2 separate regions of the Homo sapiens genome follow, and region 2 is linked to region 1. The links are chromatin loops, found by intact Hi-C in ENCODE. Cell type or tissue: Calu3. All regions are shown on one strand. Each heading gives the region's core, and the rest is flanking DNA. Links, peaks and the distances in the headings are about the cores only.

Region 1 (6,425 bases), core at 797-4,796:
GAACACATGGACACTGGGAGTGGAACATCACACACCGGGGCCTGTCAGTGGGGTGTGGGGCTAAGGGAAGGATAGCATTAAGAGAAATATCTTATGTAGATGACAGGTTGATGGGTGCAGCAAACCACAATCACACGTGTATGCCTATGTAACAAACCTGCATGTTCTGCACATGTATCCCAGAACTTAAAGTATAATTAAAAAAAAAATACAAAAATGTGTATTAGCATATTAAAGGTTTTGAAGGAAAAAAAAGGAGGCCTACAGAAATTTCACAGTAGTTTAAGACTACTCTTTTGACTTTGGTAAATTAATTAACTCTTCATCTCAGTTTTCCCCATCTGCAAGGGAAGAATAATAACAGCAGCAACACCATAGGGTTATCTGGGTATTAGCCCATTTTCACAGTTATAAAGAATACCTGAGACTGGGTAATTCATGAAGGAAAGAGGTTTAATTGACTCACAGTTCAACATGGCTGGGGAGGCCTCAGGAAACTTACAATCATGGCAGAAGGGGAGGGAGAAGCAAGGCATGTCTTACATGGTGGCAGGAGAGAGAGAGAGTGCATAGGGGAAATTGCCACTTCTAAAACCATCAGATCTGGTAAGAACTCCCTGACTATCACAAGAACAGCATGGGGAAACCGCTCCCATAATCCAATCACCTCCCACCAGGTTCCTCCCATAACATAAGGGATTACAATTAAAGGTGAGATTTGGGTGGAGCCACAGAGTCAAATCATACCAACATATTAGATAATTATACGAACATAGCTTGGCATTAGACAATCATACAATAAGTGTTAGCTATTTTTTTATTAATGTAATATCCATCCAATAGATATAAAAATCTGGCTGGAACTGAAAAAAAAATGCACTATGAGTTTCTACCAAGAAATTATGGGATTGGGGCAGGGAGCGGGAATGATATGCCCAAAGTACTTGAATTTCGAGTTAAATGTCATTCACATACACTTTTATGACTGGAAAGGATGTAACCTCACCTGAATTGTATTTTCTTTATAGACTCCGTTACTATAAAAAGACACCCCTTAAATTTCTACCAAATTACACATCTAGGACTCCTTAGAATGTATGTTTATTTTTAATTTGAAGGTGCCCTTGGGTGTTCCCATGTTCACAGGCAAAGCTAAAGACTTCAAAAGTGTTCAAGGATTGATTGGCTGGTTCAGTGTTGAAATGTAATTTGCATCCCATACCTTCCTAAACTCCCATGAACTGGAACTCAGAAACATTTCCCTGTGAAAGTAGCTCTCAGAAGTAGCTGTTTGTTTATTCATTTACTCAGGACCAAATACTAAGCAGACACCCACAAAAGTAGCTAATTTAGGAATCTCAGGAAACACATTTTCTAAGGTTGCATCTGTCATATTAATTTTATATTGCTTGACATAAAATCTTTCAGTTTTCCTTTAGTAATCTAGGATCTTATATGAAATCTCTCTGGCCTTATAAATTCATGAATCCTGAATAAAATGAGTAAGCAAAATTTAAACAAATCCTGTTTTCCTAGGTGCTTGGACCCTCGTAAATAAAGTCTAAAACATTTTAAATTACTCTATCCTAGTGTGTCTTTCTTTTCTGTTTTTCTTCCATTAGGAAGAATTTGTTGTGAGACCAGGTGAAGAAATTCAAGAAGCTTAAGAAATGGCCCCAAATTTCAAAGATTTTATAATTTCACAAGAAAACAAATAATAGCCATATAATAATTATAACAGAAAATGATTAAGTGTCAAATGGATGTCAAAGGAGTTCATAGAAGACCCTTCCTAGGGGTTAATTTGGTCCCTGGAGGAAAAAAGCATTACCTTCAGTGACTCCTCAAGTCCTGGAAGAATGAGTGAATTTGCAAAAGGCAGAGAGCATTTGGGAGATTATTCAAAATGGAGAGAACGAGAGAAATAAGAACTACATATTCAGACAGTCAAGAAATAACAGGATAAGATGGAATTGAACACAACATTTCCAGACATTTAGATATAGGGATTAAAAGCATTTTTTTACATATTAAATATATAGCAGAACACAAAAGCAAGAAAGGAAATCTCCAAATGCTAGAACATAGAGCCAACATGACAATGTATCTGGAACTAAGGGAGATTACAGGTCTCAAAGTCTGGGATTTTCATGGCTATTCAAGGCCAGAAGCTGGCCAGGAAAATATGTTTATAGAAGGAATAAGAACTGGGCTTCCTGTGCAGAATCAGAACCCTAGAAAGCACTGCACTAACCTTGAAGGAACCAGATCATCTCTGCCTGCATACCCAAGATAACTGCTGGAAATGAGCCAATAGCCCCACCATGTGGGTAAAATAGGAGTCTTCTAGAGATATAAGAACCCCAAGACTGAACAACAGGTGGGAGTAGGAATAGACTCAGAATTCCAGGCTGAAAAACTAACACAAAAAATAATTCAGAATCAGTGTGTCTTGAAGGTGCTGACAGGAACACCAGTGGAAACCACCCCAGGTGGTTATCCGGATCTCTAGAAAAGATACTTCCTTCTGAAGTAAACTCGTAAGCAAAATAAAACAGAATTTTAAAAAATAGGACACTTAGCATCATGAAAGACAGCTTACAGGACATGAGGAACCAACAAGAATAGAACAACATGAAAGAGAGCTGACAATAAGTATGTTTACAGTATTTAAAATATAAAGGAAGAAATGGCATCTGTAAAATAAAAACAGCAAGTTATGAAACAGGCTCTTAAAAGTCAAGTGTAAGTACAGTCATTAAATCTCTTTAGAAATCTAAGCAAATGGATTATACAAGACAAATCATGCTTGAAGATGAGTTAGAAGATGGAACAGAACATCTCTGTGACATGGAGGACAAAAATAAAGGAATGGAGGATATAAAACAGAAGTTAGGAATCATAAATGCTCTAGTATCTGCCTCAGAGAAATTCCAAAGACATAAATAAACAAACAGCAAATAAGCAATATGCTAAGATATAATGGTACAGACTTTTCCAAAAATCCGAAGGTACAAATCCTCTGATAGAAAGCATTCACCAAAGGCTAAGAAGAATAAATAGAAATATGAGGGGAAAAGGTTTAAATAAAGCAAAAAAAAATCTGTGAAAGATTAGTGTGTAATGTGGTTGAGAAAGTCAGTTGGGTCAGATTACAGAGGCTCTGGAAATCAGGCTAAGGAGTTTTGACTGTATCTTGTAGGAAGTGAACACCATGAACAAATGTGTAGTGGAGTTGCTGCAAAAAAAAAAAAATGTAATGCTGTAGGACATTTGAAACAGGAATAATGCAGTGGTGTTTTCCATGAAAGAAAGAATTTTTATCTAAATTATCGTTTTATATCTTTACTATACTTCATGTTTCATATTTTGTTTTAAATAGTCAAAAAGTATTTCCAAATACTCTGAAATGTTACTTTTAAGTATTATATTTATAAAGGCTGTGAAATTCTAAAGGTGTTAAAAAACAAAAAAATCAAAAATAATATAGACAAAAATCTTAAGGAGCCGTATAGTCTATATTCATAGACCAAAGCTTTTCAAATGAATAAAGCAGATAAAAAACCATTATTTTAATGATTTCCAGAAAGGAGGACACTCATTTCTTGTTTAACAACATGGTAGAGGGTCAAGTGCAGAGCCAAAGTCTGAGGAGATAGAGCTGATGAGCCAGTCCGTTTCCTGAAGGCAATTGCTGATTATCCAGTAGGGAGATAAACTAAATATCAATTAACACAAGACTGCGGGCAATGTGCTGTCAGAGGGGTACACATTCTTCATGACAGGAGCCCCAGAGGAGGACTTCTAACTAAACTACTGGAAGCTGGGGAGTCTTCTAAGATGTCATTATGCTGAAGCTGCAGCTGAGAAGTTGGATTCACTAAACCAAAGGCCTTCTATACCTTCAGCGCACTGCAGGCATGAGTTGTTGTTTATGGCTGAGGCACAAGGAACAAAAGGGGACATCCTGAAAAGGGGGCTGGAGAAAGGTAAGGGAAGGCCAAATCATGAAATGCTTTCTTGGGGCCATTCTTTAGAGTATAACTTTCTACAATTGGTGATAGGAAGTCAAAAATGCCCCAGAAGCCAACATCAGATTTGGATTTGTGTTCGAGAATGATCACTTTGGGAACCATGCGGAGGGTGGATGACAAAGGGACGAGATCAGAGGCAGCGAGACAGACCCCCAGGGAAGAAAAATACAACGATCCAAGCAGGAAATGATGAAAGCCTCAGCCTAAGGCTTTTTAACATTGGAGATGGAAAGGAAACTTTTTGTTTTTGTGGTGCAGAATTTTTTCTCCAATGAAATCTTATGTGAAACATTACAATATAAAACCAGTAACCGCAGAGCTGATGGAGGGAGAGGTGGAAGACGTGAGTCACTCTGCTCTGCACCAGCTCCTGGCATCCTGCAGCAGCCCCTGAGACCCCCCTAAGAAACACAGTTTGACAACCCCTGGACCAAAGAGATATATTTAAGATGTAGAATCAATGCTTCCACCCATTTTATTTAATAAACTCTTGTGGTGTCTAATAATCTGTAGTGTCAAGCTGTTCTTCGCTATCTAAAGTAAATCTCTGCCAAGAGTTCATAAGAAGGCTTGTCTTATTTCTTTGGATGTCAAACAAATATTGCACTCGATAAATCTCTCAGTGTGTCTCTAGCCTCTGCAAGCATACATCAAAACCCAGTTAATTATAGACTTGTGGAAGCTGACCTTCTGACCCTCCATTTCTTGAATCCATCTGGGTGCGATGACTCTGGATCCAGACTGCACGAGCAATTCAACTTTTTAAACTCTCACCTAATCTTATTATACATTCTCTCCTTTGGGAGACTCATTCACCTACATGTTTTCAACCTCTGCCTATAACTGGGTGATGATGTCCAAATATCAATAGCTAGGCCTGACTCTATTTTGCACTCCTGACTTGCAGTTCCTAGTGGACATGTTTTTGGGGTTTTTGTTGTTGCTGTTGTTGTGGTTTTGTTTTGGTTTGTTTTGTTTTCGAGACAGAGCCTCGCTCTGTCGCCCAGGCTGGAGTGCAGCGGCATGATCTCAGCTCACTGCAACCTCCGCCTCCTGGGTTCAAGTGATTCTCCTGCCTCAGCCTCCCAAGTAGCTGGGACTACATGCATATGCCACCACGCCTGGCTAATTTTTTAATTTTAATACAGACGGGGTTTTACTGTGTTAGCCAGGATAGTCTAGATCTCCTGACCTCATGATCCGCCTGCCTTGGCCTCCTAAAGTGCTGGGATTACAGGCATGAAGCCACCGCGACCGGCCGTGGACATGTTTAATTAGGCTTCGCAGATAGCAGTGCTGGTCAAGATGAGCCTTATCTCTACCCTACACCTACTCTCTGCCAGTTTTGCTCACTGAGTATGCTGCCACCAGTGAGTACCCAGCAATCACCCTATGCCACTCCTCTCTCACCCCCACCAAATTGCCTCAGTCTCTGTGGCCTGATGTTTCTGCCATCTTAAAACCACTCAAAGCTGATGGTCTCCTCTCCTGCCTCCTGTGGCTTCCATCTAGCTACCTGAAATTACCATGGCAGAGACTGCAGTGCTCAGCAAGCACCCATCTGCTTCCCCCCCACCCCGTCTTCCAGCCTCCTGTGGTTAGGCAAAGCTACGGAATTGGCTGTGACTACAAAAAGAAATGGCATGTGTTACTTCCATTGTGAAGCATAAAGGAGCCACTGCAAACCCTTGCAGTTGTCTCTCCCCTGATGTGGTGACTAAAAAGGTCGTGTGTTGGAGATAGTGCAGTCAAAAGATGGCAGAGTCTGGTCCATGAGTGACACTGTGGAACAGACCCACCCCACCTCCCGCTGTCTTCTGTAGGGCATCCAGAAAGAGTGAGAGATACCCTCCTGTTGTGCTAAGCCACTGAAATGTAAGCATTGTTTGTTACTGCATCATAACCTAGCTTATGCTGACTAACATACTTACTGAGTTGTCTCCTCTTCTTCAAGACAGCCTTGCTTCAGTACGCTACACCACCTCAGACACCACAGTCTCTGCCATGGTAATGGAAGCCGCAGGAGGCAGGAGAGGAGACCGTCAACTTTGAGTGGTTTTAAGATGGCTGAAACGACATTTTATCATGTCACAAATACTTCATCACATGTCTTGCACAAAACTCTTCAGTAGCCCCTCATGTTAGGCAAACCATAAACCTGGAAGTCTCTTGCAGGTCTATGAAGGGCTTGTGATGGTCTGCCACAACTTGCCTTACAGCCTCACCTCCCAGTGGCCCTCAGAGCATCCCCGGCACTCTCTCCCCAGGCCCAGCTGTCTGCACATCCTGTAGGGAGCCTGTTTACTCACTTCTAGGTCCCAAAGCAGGCTGTGGCCTGTCTGTAACATTCTCTCCATCTTCACTCTCCTCTGTGGGCAAACTCCTGTCCCT
Region 2 (6,425 bases), core at 1,294-5,293, 84 kb before region 1:
TATGTTTTACAAAGAGACTCTTAGTATTTTGCCCCTGCCCTAGAGATTTGTGGAACTTTGAACTTGAGAGAGATGATTTAGGGTATCTGGCAGAAGAAATTTCTAAGCAGCAAAGCATTCAAGAGGTGACTTGGGTGCTGATAAAAGCATTCCATTTTAAAACAGAGCACAAAAGTTTGGAAAATTTGCAGCCTGACAATGGAGCAGAAAAGAAAAGAAAAAGACCAATTTTTTGAGGAGAAATTCAAGCTGGCTGCAGAAATTTACATAAGTAACAAGGATGTTAATCACCAAGACAATGGAGAAAATGTCTCCAGGGCATGTCATAGGTCTTCATGGCAGCCCCTCCCATCACAGACCTGGAAGCCTAGGAGGAAAAAATGGTTTCATGGACCAGGCCCAGGGTCCTCATGTGGTGTGCAGCCTAGGGACTTGGTGCCATGTGTCCCAGCTACTCCAGCCATTGCTAAAAGAGACCAAGGTACAGCTTGGCCCATGGTTTCAGAGGGTGCAAGCCCCAAGCCTTGGCAGCTTCTACGTGGTACTGTGCCTGCGAGTGCACAGAAGTCAAGAATTGAGGTTTGGGAAACTCCACCTAGATTTCAGAAGATGTATGGAAACACCTGGATGCCCAGGCAAAAGTTTGCTGCAAGAGTAGGGCCCTCATGGAGAACTCTGCTAGGGCAATGTTGGAGGGAAATGTGGGATCAGAGCCCCTACACAGATTCCCTACTGGGGTACTGTCTAGTGGAGCTGTGAGAAGAGGGCCACTGTCCTCCAGACCCCAGAATCGTAGATCCACCAACAGCTTGTGCCATGTGCCTGGAAAAGCTGCAGACACTCAATGCCAGCACATGAAAGCAGCCAGGAGGGGCGTTATACTCTGCAAAGCTTCAGGGGTGGAGATTCCCAAGACTATGGGAATCTACCTCTTGCATCAGCGTGACTTGGATGTGAGACATGGAATCAAAGGATATCATTTTGGAGCTTTAGAATTTGACTGCCCTGCTGGATTTTGGACTTGCATGGAGCCTGTAATCCCTTTGTTTTGGCCAATTTCTACCATTTAGGATGGCTGTATTTACCCATTACCTGTACCCCCATTGTATCTAGGAAGTAACTAGCTTGCTTTTGATGTTACAGGCTCATAGGTGGAAGGGACTTGCCTTGTCCCAGACGAGGCTTTGGACTGTGGACTTTTGGGTTACTGCTGAATTGAGTTTAGACTTTGAGGGACTGTTGGGAAGGTATAATTGGTTTCAAAATGTGACAATAAGAGATTTGGAGGGGCCAGGGGTGGAATGATATGGTTTGGCTCTGTGTCCCCACCCAAATCTCATTTTGAATTATACTCCCATAATTCCCATGTGTTGTGGGAAGGACCAGGTGGGAGATAATTTGAATCATGTGGGCGGCTTCCCCCATGCTGTCCTCATGGTAGTGAATAAGTCTCATGAGATCTGATGGGTTTATCAGGGGTTTCTGCTTTTGCATCTTCCTCATTTTCTCTTGCCACCATCATGTAAGAAGCACCTTTCACCTCCCGCCATGACTCTGAGGCCTCCCCAGCCATGTGTAACTGTAAGTCCAATTAAACCTCTTTTTCTTCCCAGTCTCAGGTATGTCTTTATCAGCAGTGGGAAAAAGGACTGACAGTGAGCTTCTGAAACTTCTACATTGCTGATGGGAGTGTAAAATACTGCAGATATGTTTAAAACACGTTGCAGTTTCATATTCATATAAAATTAAACATATAGTTACCATATTAAGTTACTAACTGGCAGGTATTTGCCCAAGAGAAAAGTTACAAATATCCATTTTTAAAAAACTTGTACATGAGGTCAGGTGCAGTGGCTCACGCCTGTAATCCCAGCACTTTGGGAGGCCAAGGCAGGTGGATCACCTGAGGTTAGGAGTTAGAGACCACCCTGGCTGACATGGTGAAACCCCATCTCTACTAAAAATACAAAAATTAGCCAGGCGTGGTGGTAGGCACCTGTAATCCCAGCTACTTGGGAAGCTGATACAGGAGAATCACTTGAACCCGGGAGGCAGAGGTTGTAGTGAGCCAAGATCCGAGATCATGCCACTGCACTCCAGCTTGGGCAACAAAGAGAGAAACTCCATCTAAAAAAACAAAACAAAACAAAACAAAAACAAACACAAACACAAACAAAAAACAACAACTTGTACATGAATACTCATGGCATCTTTGTTCATAGTAGCCAAGCTGGGTACAATTCAAATGTCATTAATGGGTGAATGGTTAAAGAAACTGTCATATATTCAGACAGTAAAATACTATTCAGCAGTAAAAAAGAATACATTACTTCCTTTTGCAAAACATAGATGAACCTCACAGACATCGAATTGAATAAAAGAAGCCAGACACAAAAGAGTACATATCATGAGATTCAATTTTTCATGAATATGTAGAATAGGCAAAACTATACTACTGCAACAAAAGGAGATTCTCATCTCTGGAGTGGCAGCTGAATGGGGGAGATTAACTACAAAAGGGCATGAGGGAATTTCCTGGGGAAATGGAAGTATTTTATATTTTGATTTGAGTAATGAATGTACAGAAGTATATATTTATTGAGTCATCAACCGGTGCGTGTGAAATGTGTGGATTTTATTGTATGTAGATTATGCCTAAATAAAGTTGATTTTTAAAAAATGGAGTAGGGTAAGGAGGATTTATTTTGGTAAACACTTATAGACTGTCCACAGGCTTCAGTTACTATTTAGATAGAGAGAGAATCAAATAAGAGTCATCTCTCACCCAACTGTCTAGTGGAGGATGCAAGAAAGCAAAGGGATGACTTCAGAAGATTGCCGTGAAGATTGACAAAGATACAGACACTGGCAAATCTGCCTCACTAGAGAAGCTTCCTAGAATAAAATTGAACTTTCACTTGTTGAATTCCGGTACTGTCCGTGAGGGGGAGACGTTCGCCTTTCAAGATTTGAATGGATCATCCAGTAGAACAGTGTTGGGGTTGACTTGAATGAGCAAAATAGGACAAAATCCTCTTCCTCAAAGGATCTCACTGTTGTGTCACAGAGAGATAACCATGAAATTTCAGCTCAAGGTGATTTCTGTTATAGAAATATATGCAGAAATCATTAAGAGATGGGAAGATTAATCCTATAGGGGACAGCTGAGAGGAGGCAGGCCAAGGTAGAATTCATTTATTTTATTTTACTTTTTTAGAGGCAGGGTCTTGCTATGTGGCTCAGGCTGGTCTCAAATGCCTGGGCTCAAATGATCGTCCCATCTCAGCCTCCCCAGTAGCTGAGATTACAGGAGCGAGTCACAGCACCTGGCCAAAAGAATTCATAAAGAAGCTATCTCAACAAATTCTGAAGGATGAATAGGAGTTTCCAAAGGACCAAAAAGCAAGCACATTCTTGGGGGAGGAAAATCCCCCTCCAAAGGCAGGTTATTATGAAGACCAAATGAGCAAATTTGAAGGTAACCCCAATAACACCTAGCATATACTAGGCACTGAAGTAGGGTGCTGTTTTAATGGAAAAGGTTTTCTCCCACCAAACTGTGAAATCCTTGAGAGCAGGGTTTTTTTCTCCTGTTGTTTAATCTCTTTAGGTGATTCTAGCTCTAATATTAGGTAGTAACTCTGATAAATGTGGGCATTTAGTTCTTACAGAAGGAGCAATGCTATTATTCATATCACACTAATAATATTATCAAGTGTTTACATACTCCTTGCTAAATTTCAGGTATGTATTTATCCAACTACAGAACAAATGTAAGATCCAAACTAAACAGCAAAATATCTGGAGGCTTACTTAGTATTAGAAAGATCTGTTATAATGTAAGCTTTGTCCAAAAATATCAATTTATGTTAATGGTATATGCCTAAAGTCAGATTTTGACAGATATAGATTTGGCAAAAAGATATAGAAAGCTCTAATCTCCTAGCATCTAAGATTAAATGTCTAATAATAGTCTTCAAGAGAAAAATGTTCAAGGTATACATTTTAAATTATCCTCTTCTTTTTTAGAGCAATACAGTTTCATAAGTTATCATTTTAGATGTTCTAAATAGCTGCACTTTCTGTGTTAGTACATTACCAACAGGACTTGCCCAAGATAAGTGATCGGGTTTAGCCAACATAGGCTTAAGAAAAATAATTCCACTAATAGCCTACATAAAACCATAGAATATTTTATGTTCCATGTTACAGAAAAGAGTAATGAGTTCTATGTCTGAATGTTTACCTGAGTGTGGTGCCAGGTGCCTGTAGTCCCAGCTGCTCAGGAGGCTGGGGCAGGAGAATCGCTTGAACCTGGGAGGTAGAGGTTTCAGTGAGCCGAGATCACACCGCTGCACTCCAGCCTGGGCAACAGAGTGAAACTCTGCCTCAAAATTAATTAATTAATTAATTAATTAATTAATTAATTAAAATTAAAAAAATGAATGTGTGGCAAAGTGACCCTGTGCTTCATGGACCCTGTGTCTCCTCGGAAAGATCTAAGAAATGATTCCAGCTCAATAGGCATTCATGAACATTAAATGTTATACCATTTTTAAGTCACTAGGACAAAGGCTGGCACACAGTATAACTCCATTCATGTTTCCTCTTTTCTTTCTGGAAAAAAAATTCAAAAATTTTATTTATCTATTTTCGTTTAAATAGTTGCTTTAAAAGCTGGCTTGCATAAGGAAGTAATTCACCTATAAATGGAAACTCACTTAAAATGGAAAAAGAAACAAATAATCATTTACTTAGTAAAAGTCCTTAACACTTTGAATCCCAACCTCCTCAAAAAAGTTTGATTTTATTCTTAAATTTTGAGCTCAAAAACAAAGAACAGAAGTTATTTATAAATAAAAAGCATTAATTGATGACCTTTGGTGAGATCAACAGATTAAAATGCTCAGAAGTACTCAGAGACTTAACCGTTTCCCAAACTCCACAATGCAAAAAGATCTATATTTTCTCTCCTTTAGAAAAGAGAGAGAAAAAAACATACATACAGAGAAATAGAGTACAGCATGTATATGACTTTAACTCTGGAAATGGAAACTAAAATCCACTGACTTAAGTTTTTTTGTCTTCTGATCTTGATGATAGCACCATCTCTTTGTGTTTTAAATATATATATATTTAAAGTAATTATGCTCCTAAGAAAACCTTTACATCAAAATGCATGTATTTTTATGGTTTATCTTCTATATTTTAATCTAAAACTTCCTTTTTTCACCCAATATTTCATGGATATGCTTTGGTGCCCATACATCCTAATCTCACTCTTTGCATTTAATGAATAAACTAAAACCTATTTAAATAATGACAGATATGTTTCATTTTATTTTTTAGAAAACAACATACTGCAATTAATATTAAATATATACATATATCTTTACACATTTTTTAAAGTATTTCTTTAGATTAAATTCCTGAACAGTGAATTGTTAGGCCAGAAGAGGTACACATTTTCATATTTAATAGGTACTGACAAATTGCCTTCTAGAAATAGTATTTGAAAAAAAGTTATTGGTAGCATGGCGCTATATGGAAGTTGATTATCTTTGGCTTGGCTTTTTTCCTCTTAGTTGAAGATATATAGATACAGATATACAAATAGATGTACACAAATATACATATATATACACATATACACATACAAACTAAAGCATGCATATGCATATATGTTCGTATTCTCTAATATGTACTACATGTACTGGAATATATATTGATTTGTATGTGTATACATAGATATGTATGTGCATGTGTGTATGAAATCTCCAAATCTTTCCATTAGAATAGATTCTGCATTCACTTATATATAATTATGAGTCTCTCTTTTGACTGGGAATCTTAAAGATTTCAAACTGTTTTTCTTTATTATGACAGCTTGCATTTAATTGGACAAGGACATTTGAGATGTGGAGGAAACAGGGTGGAAAAGATGCTTCATATAAAAAACATGCTTTTCAAAACTGTTAAAAACATAAAATACCACTGGAATTCTACTAGCCAACAGCCGTGTGTATCATCTGGGGACTGGGGCCAGGCTGGTGTATTAGTCTCCTATTGCTGCTGAAACAGATTACCACAAATTTAGTGGCTTCAAGTAACCCAAGTTTGTTTTTTTGTTGGAAACACCCACAACTCCTGTTTGTTGCTGTCTGTGAACGCTTTTCAGCCATTCTTGTATTTCCAGCCCTCTGAATAGCCATCTTGAAATATGCTAGGATTACAGGAGTGAGCCACTGTACCGAGCCATCGACAAACCAGTAGGTCATACTTGTATGACCTACTGGTTTGTCACAAAGGCATATTAAAACAACCAAATAGCTACTAAAATACTTAGTTGCTCTCTTAATTCCCCTAAAAGCAGAACCTGAGAAGAGACCTTGTGTATGTACAGGTAGTTTATTTTGGGAAGAAAT

The links. Peaks named below come from ENCODE experiments on the same cell type or tissue, not always from the same donor. Only the 100,000 strongest peaks of a DNase experiment are listed, where the experiment ranks them.
Region 2: a loop joins it to region 1, with 10 times the contacts of the local background. A loop is called at or near these places in 3 of 110 quality-filtered maps.

Annotation. Positions count from the first base shown.
Region 1 is chr6:135,671,970-135,678,394 of GRCh38, reverse strand. AHI1-DT (AHI1 divergent transcript) reads right to left here. Exons shown (of 6, transcript NR_152842.1): 4 at 5,966-6,101. Among named protein-coding and RNA genes, the nearest start is that of LINC02524, 41 kb to the right of the region's middle. In Calu3, for the core only: no CTCF peak of the experiment used is centred there; a DNase peak (open chromatin) is centred at 2,304.
Region 2 is chr6:135,756,535-135,762,959 of GRCh38, reverse strand. No RefSeq gene overlaps it. Among named protein-coding and RNA genes, the nearest start is that of PDE7B, 92 kb to the left of the region's middle. In Calu3, for the core only: a CTCF peak has its summit at 2,983; a DNase peak (open chromatin) is centred at 2,929.